Linked DNA regions of Homo sapiens: region 2 is linked to region 1. The links are chromatin contacts, found by Hi-C or POLR2A ChIA-PET in ENCODE. All regions are on one chromosome and are shown on one strand. Each heading gives the region's core, a stretch centred on a gene start or an enhancer-like site at or near the end of the contact. The rest is flanking DNA. Distances are from core to core; before and after follow the strand shown. Region 1 has its middle 47 kb from the start of MIR3679. Region 2 has its middle 13 kb from the start of MIR3679.

Evidence for each region. Hi-C counts contacts between places; a loop is a spot of excess contacts on that map. ChIA-PET counts read pairs that join two places held with the same protein, here RNA polymerase II (POLR2A). Pooled maps may share reads with other maps.
Region 2: a loop to region 1 is called in a map of heart left ventricle, with 3 times the contacts of the local background. The contact joins two enhancer-like sites. A Hi-C loop is called at or near these places in 37 of 168 maps with a recorded cell type or tissue (B cell, CD4-positive, alpha-beta T cell, CD4-positive, alpha-beta memory T cell and 19 more), 8 of 37 single-sample maps with no recorded cell type and 25 of 50 pooled maps. POLR2A ChIA-PET finds 5 or more read pairs at or near these places in 19 of 52 experiments (AG04449, B cell, BJ and 15 more).

The regions. Positions count from the first base shown.
Region 1 is chr2:134,171,071-134,176,256 of GRCh38, reverse strand. It overlaps a transcript of MGAT5 not described here. Among named protein-coding and RNA genes, the nearest start is that of MIR3679, 47 kb to the right of the region's middle. Within about 2 kb of position 2,541, at least 9 of the 41 ENCODE cell types and tissues checked have a DNase peak (open chromatin) inside an H3K27ac peak, as active enhancers do; they include heart left ventricle and heart right ventricle, where a contact is called at or near this core.
Region 2 is chr2:134,137,077-134,142,262 of GRCh38, reverse strand. It overlaps a transcript of MGAT5 not described here. Among named protein-coding and RNA genes, the nearest start is that of MIR3679, 13 kb to the right of the region's middle. Within about 2 kb of position 2,427, at least 10 of the 41 ENCODE cell types and tissues checked have a DNase peak (open chromatin) inside an H3K27ac peak, as active enhancers do; they include heart left ventricle and heart right ventricle, where a contact is called at or near this core.

The DNA.
Region 1 (5,186 bases), core at 1,292-3,791:
GAGTCCCAAAACTCTTCAGCCAATTCCCAAGGCCTCCACACCCCCTTCCCAATCCTTCCTGCTTTACTCTCAGGAGGCTCTCCTCCATGTTCTGGCCCAGCAACCCCCTTCAGCCTTCCTCTCAAGGTGGTACCTCTCTCTGTAAACAGTAGTCTTAACCTTCCCCAGCCCCTCCAACGTGCTAGCCATGGGCACCAATTCCTATAAGCCATCCTGAGGATCTGGCCAAAACAAACAGTTAAATGGATGACTAGTCATAAAACAACATGATTGTAAGCTATCATAAAATAATCCAGGACCCTGCTCCCAGAAAATAGCCAGTTAAAAGAAAGAAGGAGAAACCTGTCTGTGGGTCCTACCCACATTAATTAACCTGAGGAAGCACCTCCACCTGCCTGACAGATGCCATCTATCCATCACTCTCAACCCCAAAGACAAAGTAAAGCGGCCTCCACCCCTTTCTTCCAGGGAGGTGGACACACATGGAGAAATCCCAAACCTGGCTTGGAGAGAAAAGAGAAATTATTCACAAAGTGGCATCAACTATGATGAAGTATTATGGGAAGGGAACAGGATGTGGAGACAGCATCAGCTCCGCCAAGTGGGACCCACTGAATTACCCCATCACAGGGGAGTCCTGAACTAGCCGGAAGAGGAGGGAGGAAAGAGGAAGGGGATTCTCTCTCACACACTCATGGCTCCTTGAAACTGAATTAAGAGGGGAAATAGATGGCAGTGACCTAACAACAAAGGAACCCGTAGCTAAGGGTGGATCCAGGTAGTGCCAACCTTCCTCAGACAGGAGGTACACTAGAGTTCCTGATGGGTCTGAGTCCCAGGCCAACCACACATTTCAGAACTTCCAGGGACAAAATAACAGTAATTTTAACACAAGCCAAAGCAAATATCTTCCAAAGTTAATAAGACATATTAGCAGCAAGATCAGAAAGGCAGGGAATATGGAGGGGTAGGTACATAAGAGCCTGCCCTATTCACTCTCTGTACTTGTGTGGATATTTGAAATATTTAAAATATTTAGACATTTTCTAGGGAAAGACAAAGAAACATGAAAATCTCTTGCCATGAACCAGAATCCTGATTAGATGCAGCAGAACTGGACACTGCAGGTGAAGGAACACTGCTCTGCTGCTCCACACACCCGGACACATACTCCCTGGTAGGGAGATATGGGCTGGCCCACAGCCCCACCCTGCCCATGGGCCAGGAGGAAAGCAAGGTTTCACCCACCTCGCCACTCTGTCAATGGGCAGTGGTATCTAGAGTGCAACCGTGGGGATTCTGAGCCACTTCCCAGGCTCTGAGAATGAGGACTGAGATGAGATACTGACATGCATCACAGGCAAAGCACCCAGAAGAGGTGACAACATTCCTCAGCTAACAATCTTGCCAAAGCCCATGGTCACCATCAAGCGGCTCAAGAGGCCTATTTCTGCCCAACGCTAGGCAAGCTATGCACCCCAGCCAAGATCAGGCATTGGCCTTTTATAAGATATGACTGACCAACATCCTGGGAAGCACAGGAAGAAATCTGAGCAGAGACAATGAAGGTGCTTTATTTTATCATGTTTAAGACTTGCCATCTAGTTCCCATGACTTGTCTCAAATTATTCGTCTTTGATGCCAACAGGAAAATGTCATTAGTTTTTAATCTCATACTCTGCATTTGTTGATTAACACATTTCAATGTCTGTGCTACCCAGGTAAAAATAAAATGAAACAAAACTTTTACTGCCTAAAAATTAGACTGCTTTATACTCATTCAGCTCATATGCTGCTATGTGCCAGCCACTGGCACTAGCCACGCATGGCATAGAGGTGAGTGAAGCCAGCGCTAGCCCTCAAATAATGTCTAGACAGACCCACAGTAACTAAATCCATTCCAATTCTGCCCTTTCTCTACTTTCTTTGGCAGTATGTGTTTCTCAGATCCACTGAGGTGGCTTTCATTTTTACTTGTACCAGGAACATGGCATCTTTCTCTTCCAGTTATGTCTTAAGAAATGAGATGTAAAAACAGGCTGTCTTAGAAACTAGGACATAAATGACCAGACACAAGATCCACTGGCCATGTGAGAAACGTTTCCTGACATCCAATTCCCAGGGACACCCTCTTATCACAGGCTCTGTGGCTGCTAGAGGTAAAGGCTCATTTGGGCTTAGAAGCTAATGCTCTTCCCCAGTCTAAACTGACTTCGTATGATCTCACATAAATCTAAGCATAAAGCCAGGACAACTTCTTCCTACCTAAGTCAGAAGAGAGATGATGATTTATAACCTGGGTGGGGGAGAACAGTGAGCCACTTCACCACCTTCAGGATGATCCAACTATTTCCTCACTCTCTAAGGTGGAGAAAGCGTGTAGAGGCCACGTGCTTTATACGCTGAAGGCTATTTAAAGGATTACAAAGAATGTAAAGTCATCTGTGATATGGCTTTCGAGTTATAAATGTCAATGGCAGTTAAGTCTGCTGCTCTGGGAACTCCTCCAACAACAGGTTGACAACAGCCCAAGCCGACGGCTCTGGAGGAGGCTGACAGACAGCTGCTCTTTCGGTAGTTATTCCTGAGAGCGCCAAGAGGCCTCTCCAAAGGCAGCTAGGTATATGACATGCTGGAGGGGGAAAGCGACAACATATTTAGTGGCAGAAAGACACAGCCGAGGAGTCCCACATGACGCCAACACGTCTGCCTGCCTCATGAAGGCTGTCAAACCCACATGGTGCAGAGCTGAGAACAAGGGGGTGCAGATACTGGCGTGAGAATCGCAGCACAGTACATGCAGGAAGATGACCATCTTTCCCAGAGCATAAACCACAGCAATGGGTGGCAGGGCTGACAGACCCAGCTCCACCCTCCCCAGTGCCAGCCTACTATCCCCAGCTGCCCCACCTGGCAACCCTTGAAGAGCAGACTTCCCTACCTGGCAGCACTAAACCAGTTTCAGGGGAAACAGACCCTGGAAGACAGATTGTTCAGTTGTCCAGTCCCTAAAATGAAGTCACATTCCTATTAAGCAGGGTGTGGGATGTATATATGGGGGACATGAAAGGATGGATTAAATATGCTTGTATTTGAGACAAAAATCTCATGTTTTTAGAGATTAAAAATCCCTTTGAGTTTCCAAAGGACATATTTTCTGTTTCTCCGGTTTCTCCCAGTGGGACAAACTCTCAAGGTGACAGCTAGAGAGAAGCCTTAGATAGAAATCATGTGGTCACACGATTTCCTAGCTCTAACGTTAATGCTTTTATTCACGTCAAGACATTCATCTAGTTGTGGGATGCTGGGGTGTTTTTCCTCCTGTGATGTTGTCAGAGACAAAGTGTGTTCAAAGACCCACATACATAAAAGAAACAAGAATTAGGAATGTTTAATGTTTCATTCTGTTGACCCCATAACCTTGACACCCAATTCCTATCAGCCTGTGAAATATAAATGTTCTGCTCCAAGGTGAACATCTGATTTACCAAGCTAACTTCTCAAGGGTCTGCCCCTTAGGCAGTGGGTTTAAGTGCTACAAACAATTCAGATGGGTAAAATAAGAAGTACTGGCTGGGCATGGTGGCTCACACCTGTAATCCCAGCACTTTGGGAGGTCGAGGCGGGAGAATCACGAGGTCAGGAGATCGAGACCATCCTGGCTAACACGGTGAAAACCCGTCTCTACTAAAAATACAAAAAATTAGCTGGGCGTGGTGGTGGGCACCTGCAGTCCCAGCTACTTGGGAGGCTGATGCAGGAGAATGGCATGAACCAAGGAGGCGGAGCTTGCAGTGAGCTGAGATCGTGCCACTGCACTCCAGCCTGGGAGACAGAGCAAGACTCCATCTGAAAAATAATTAATTAAAAAAAAAAAAGGGAGTACTTAGGAAATTCCTTCCTCCATAAAATATGCTCAGAATTGAGGACTTAAGAAAATACACATCTTGGAGCAATGGTTCCTCAATACAGACACAGTTCAGAGACTATACTGTCCTTAGGAGTCACACGCTCCAGTTCAGTGGGCTTCCTTCCACTGACACCATGATGATGTGTGTGCTGGGCCCAGGTTGGGCTGCTCTAAAGGGCCAGCCTTTCTACATAAGAATTAAGTGGCCATGGTCAAGCTCAATAAATTTGTACTGATAATGATTGAATGAAGTAAAAAATAGCCTTCTGCTCCAGTCACTTCACTAATTCTATACACATAAAATAATCTTGTCCAATTACTCTGAAAAAATTCTACCAGGCCTTCACCAGATAGCCAGAGATGTCCCCTCAGGATTATGGGTGGTACCAAGAGAGCCACCCCCTTGCTCTTTGGGACCAGAGTGCCAAAGTGTATTTTGATGGCCCCAAAGCATAACATGGGACTACTCTACATAACTTGGCCCTCTCCCCGACAAGAGCAAATACCCCAGCTCTCTGCTTAGCCCAGGTGAGTATCTGCTTACTATAGTACTTACATGGCTTAACAGAGCCTCCTCCAATGTCCACTTTAGAATAGGAATCACTTCTGAAATCACAAGGACAAGGACGGTTTTAAGTTCCTCCTCTTAAAGGACTTGATCCATTGCAAACAGGCTGACAAAGAGATTGTATGAACTTTGGTTCTCCGTTTTTTTGGAGCCCAACTGCCTTTAAGATCGTCTCCCAAAAAAAGATACTTAAAAATAGCTAGGTGGGCGGCCCTATCACTTCGACACCCAGAGGCATTTGTCTAAAAATTATTATCTCACTTGTTAGGATCCAAATCCATCCATTATTAGTTCAGCGGGAGTAAGGTGACACTTGGCAAAGACAGAGCCTCTGCACAAAACTGCTTCTTGTCCCAGGTCTCAGGAGGCATTAAACCAAAGCTCTTACCAATCCTAATGCTTTCCGGACTAGCCTACATTAATATATACACACAGTCCCAAATATATATGCACAATTTTAAAAATAGCACCATTACAAAAAAAACTCAGGAGTTTATAGTATGAAATAAACCCAATTCAATTACAAGCCTGTTTTTTCAAATAGATTCCTTGTAGCTGTTTCTCCCTGAAGAATAAAACCAAAAGAAGCAATAAAAAGCCATTTTGGAAATATATCTCGGCCGGACACAGTGGCTCATGCATGGAATCCCAGCACTTTGGGAGGCTAAGGCAGGCAGATCACCTGAGGTCAGGAGTTTAAAACCAGCC
Region 2 (5,186 bases), core at 1,178-3,677, 34 kb after region 1:
CTCCTGACTTTAACCACCATCAATGCCAACAACACCTAAACCACAGGGCCCACCTTTCCCCTCTCAGGCTCAGCACAGCTTTGCACTCACATGGGAACACCTGGGCAATGCGTCAGTAACCTCAGGAGGCCCTGAACTATGCAAGACCAGAATTAAGCGTCAGCCTCCCCTTGCACTCCTCAGCCACCTCTCCTCACTCGCTCCACTTCAAGTTCCCCTGCTCTCCCTTGGGGACCACTGAGGTACCCTGCCCTGCCACCCCACCTCCTGAGCCAGGCTTGCTCCTATTCCCTCCTTTTCACACTGCAAGCAGAACAGACCATCTGAAAACCAAATCTGCCCAAGCCATGCACCTTTCAGGTGCTCTCCACTGCTCTCAGGAGCAAGTCCAAATGCATTCCAAAGGAAGGCTTTTCCTGACCTCGCCCCATCCCCAGCAGCTCCTGCTCTGTCCTCTAGGCTCTGGGAATGCTGACTGCTGCCAGCAATGCTGGAGTTGAACCACATGGCCCCTGCTGGCAATGTCTTTCCCATCCCATTCTTCCAAATTCCGCATATCTTTCAAGGCTCAGTTCAGCCACCACCACCTCAAGGAAGCCTTTTCTGATGCCCTAGATTGGACTAAGCCCCCTCCCTGCCTGCAACTCACTGACATTAGTGTGAGTCTGTTTTCCTCATTAGGCTGTAAGCTCCCCGAAGACCTTGTTTATTTCCTCCATCTACCCATTCATCTACCCATCCAGCCACCCACCCACCCACCCATTCATCCACCCACCCATCTATCCATCCACTTACCCATCCAACTATCCATCTATCTATTCAACAAAAATGTCCCAAGAGCCTACATTAGGCTAAGCAATAGGAATATAATAGCTAATAAGACAGACAAGGTTGCTGCCCATCAATGGAGGCAGACAAAAACATGTGACCACCACATCCCCCCATATCAGTCCATTTTTCTGCTATAACAATACCACAGACTAGGTTATTTATAAAAATAGAAGTTTATTTGGCTTATGGTTCTGGAGGCTGAGAAATCTAAGAGTGTGGTGCTTGGCATCTGGTGAGGGTCTTCTTGCTGTGTCAGAACATGGTAGAAAAGCATGTGAGACCGAGAGGGAAGTGGGCTGAACACATCCTTTCTATCAGGAACCCTAGATAACTCTCTCAATAACTAACCCATTCCCTGGATAACAGCATTATCTCTTCATCAGGGCAGTGCCCTCATGATCTTCCCGTTTTTAAAGGCCTCACTTCTTCATTCTGCTACAATGGCAGTTAAATCACAACATTTGTTTAGGAGGGAATATTCAAACCATAGCACCTCCACAGCAGCCACACAGTGTGGGTTCTGGAGCTAGGTTCCCTAGGTTGAAATTCTGGCTCCTTCACTTGTTAGCTACGAAACCTGGGGCAAATTACTTAACCTCTCCGTGCCTTAGTTTCCTCCTCTCTCTAATCAGAACAGTAGTGCCCAGCTAGCACTTTTTTTTCCTGCTAATTCATTTTGCTAATGTATTTCATGAATAGATAAATCAATGGAAAGTATCCAGAACACTGCCTGGTACAAGTTAGCTATTCTCCGATTATTGGAGCAATGGGACTGCTTATGACATGGCCCCACCCTGGATGTGGGCACAGGTGTTATATTAACCTTTGTGCCCTGTTTCTGATATAAAGTACTCATCAAATGTTTACTGAGTCACACTGGTAAGCCCTACAAGAATGGCTCATTGGCTCGGCATTAAAGACTTTTAGAGCTGGCAGTCACGCTGGATAACATCTGACCCAACTCGCCCACTTTTGTGGAAGACACAGAGGCTCACAAAGTGGCAGGGAAAGCGTCAGTCCCCAGATCTCCTGACTTGCCAGCCAGTGCCTTGTCCCCCATTCTAAGCAGACTTGTGGCGCCCACAGCAGCACAGCTGCTCCACATCGTCCCATCTCTCCTTTCCCACGGTGGAACGGCCACAGCTCCCACACCCAGGCCGCCTCCTTCTCTGTTGGCTTTGCCTTCTCATGCCTCTCTTTTTTCTTTTTCTCCCTGTTTTGTAGCCAGTGGTTCTCCTATTTCCAGGGGGAGAGCTGACCATTCATAAAGACAGCCAGAGATCATTGTCCTCTTCAGGGAGTGGCTCACACAACCCAGTGGGGCAGGTGCAGGCCGTGAGCCCCCAAGTGCCTCTCCAGGTCCTGCTGGTCACTCCTGATGGAGGAAGGACTTTTTCTTCATCACCAGCAAGTTTCACTTTACCTACTTTAGGATTCATGCTTTTACAGGTGTTCCAAGAGTCAGAAGGCAGGTCCTCCCTAAACCTGGGTGTAGAAGGAAGGCCACATAACAACTCTCAACTAAAAGCTGTTCTCGAATGGCCAGCAAGTGCATAACCAGCACCCCTCCCTCTGCTTGCTCTGGGTTGCCAGCAGTGGCCTGGCCTGTGGATGGCATGTCATCCTCTGGCACTGCTTACCTGATGACAAGTGGTAATCTAGCAGGGCTGTTTTACAGTCTTTGGTATTTACAGAACCACTCTGTTATGAAACTTTTGATTTTGCACCTCAGCTGGCTTAGAAGGCTGCAAGAGAACATGACACTGCGAACAAATAATTCCTGCGATACTGTGCGAGGTTTTTCATTCCTTTTCATGGCTGGGCTGTAATATCATTTATAAGAACCCTGCGCTTCATCTGTCTTCATGTCTGAGCCTCCGCTGGGTGTGTTTGCATGCCTGTGTCTGAAGCTCACAGAGGTACAAAGGCTTGTCACAAGCCCCAGTGTGGCAAAGCAGTGTATTTGAGGGCTGGGATTTTTACCTTAACATCTCAGAGTAAGATTATACCATACACAAAATTGCCTCATTGATAGCAGCCACGGCCAGAGTGCTAAAAACAAGAGTAGTAAATTTGTATCTACACACCTTACTATTAAAGAATTCATCTACCATTCTGGATCTTAACAGCCACAGGCTATGAAGATGTTTGCCCTGGATATGAGATTCTGTGACTCTTACTCCGTCTTTCTTATAAATGCTAAAGCAGACCCATTCTTTTAAACAAACAATGGAAAACCATTTTTATGAAGGAAGAAACTGTCTTTCCAACAAAACCCTTTCCATGTTTTTACATGAAAGAAGATCTCTAGTAGACATTTCTCTGGCCAAAAAAACCTTTCGCCTAGCCTTAGAGAATTTCTCTTCGGCTGTATTCTTAGAGCAGAACTCATCTTCAGAAGGTTCTTCCATCTGTGCCTTACCAATTCATTTGCAGACAGAGTGGCCTGATCTAACAGCATGTAATGGAAAGTAGGCACAATTTAAGATCAGAGACCTGCATTTAACCCCCAATCTGTACCTTATCAGTAGGGGGACCATATATCCCCTTTTATGCCTGTTATCCCAGCATAATCATCAATAGCACCCCTCTTCACTCTCAAAAGCATCCTGATTTGGATGATAAATTATATGACCACCTTGCTTATTATGTGAGTCACCCCAGACAACATACTTCACTTTCCCTCATAAGTTTCACGTTTGTCCGGTGAAAATAAGGGAAGCTAATATACATGGTTATCCCAAGCATGACATTAGACAGTGTGCACAAGACACGGTAACAGGAGGACCCAGTATTCCCAGTACACCAGCTACCATGCCCAAAAGGTCTGTTCTCAGAGAGAAAGTATTCATCTGCATGTGTGAGGTCCTCACCTTTTGGTTGTCAAGTTGAAGACAGGACCTATATTTTCCACTTTCTACTGTGATATGGTCTATAAAATGGTAATGGGATCTATCCGTGTCCAGCAGCTGCACAATTAATTCTGTCATCCATCTGACCAGAAGATGGACCACACATGGGTACTTTAACTCCTACACTTTAGACCTTCTGGACTTTATTTATGCTCTCCACAAAGTAGGATTAAAATATGAAACAGTCTGAGTGAATGTGGTTCAGAGTGGGGGAGGGGAGTGGTCAGAGATCCTACAGACTGAATCACTAACTCTTAGCGAGTAAATTTGGTGAATTTCTTGCTTTCTCAAGCCAAAAAAAAAAGGGCAATGATAGAAGAACAGCTTCTTAATAAAATTATGTTAGGTATCTCACTTTAAAAATTAGGCCTAGGTCAGACTCACCTCTATAATCCCAGGACTTTGGGAGGCTGAGGTGGGAAGATCACTTGATCCCACGAGTTTGAGACCAGTGACCAGTGACCAGCGCCACTGCCCTCTAGCCTGGGCAAGAGAGCAAGACTCTGTCTCAAAACAAAAAAAAAAAAAACAGGCCTAATTGTGCCAACAATCTTGAACACAAATCTGTAATATCAATCAGTGACTCAGAAAGCAACATAACTTTGCTATTTCCATTTGCAAAAAAAAAAAAGAAAAGAAAGGCGAGATGCTATCCCTTCATTGATAAACTTGTTAAATACAAATACATTATCTTTAAACAGTAAGAATATAATGTAATGTAACTGCCTCAATAATAAAACTGACCAATAACATAGAAAAATGAAGCAGAAAAAAAAAATAGAGACTATTCTAGTCCAAGCTTCAGCGTTAATATTTTTTTAAACAAAGAACGAAAAATTATTATTCCCATTATCTTTTCATATGGTTATCCGAGGGATTTGTGTTGAATACAAGAAATCCCTCCCCGCTCTGACTTCTAAAGAAACAGGAAGGAAATGTTCAGCATTTTCATGCTCTAAATATAGCTACAAGTGGAAAGAGATGCCCATGGCAGCACAGCAATGACTTCAAGTCTGCAGCCTGACGAGGTGCAGTACAATAAGCTCTTCTGTGGACAGAGTCATTTCCTATCAAGAGAAGTTTCCAGAAACAGAAAAGGGCTGACTCCACTCTCAGAAATCCAGGTACAGCAGCGGCAGAGCACCCTCTGGGCTGGACTCACTGAGTGGCAAGCGGGAAGCCAAGAGGAAGTGCATTCCTATGGCGCTGACTACCTCCAAGCCAAGCCCCAATTCCTAGGGGATGCCCCTCTGTCCAAAGCCATACGCCAACAGGAAAACACCCCTGGCAACCATGTGCACAACATATTTCTTGGGCAGAGACCTATTTCTTAGAGTGCTGTTGTCGATGATATAACCTTAAAGCATACCAAGAGGAAAACAGGGGGTTAATGTGTATTTAGGGCATTTTCCTGCAGAATGTCTGTGGGTTTTCTCCACTTGA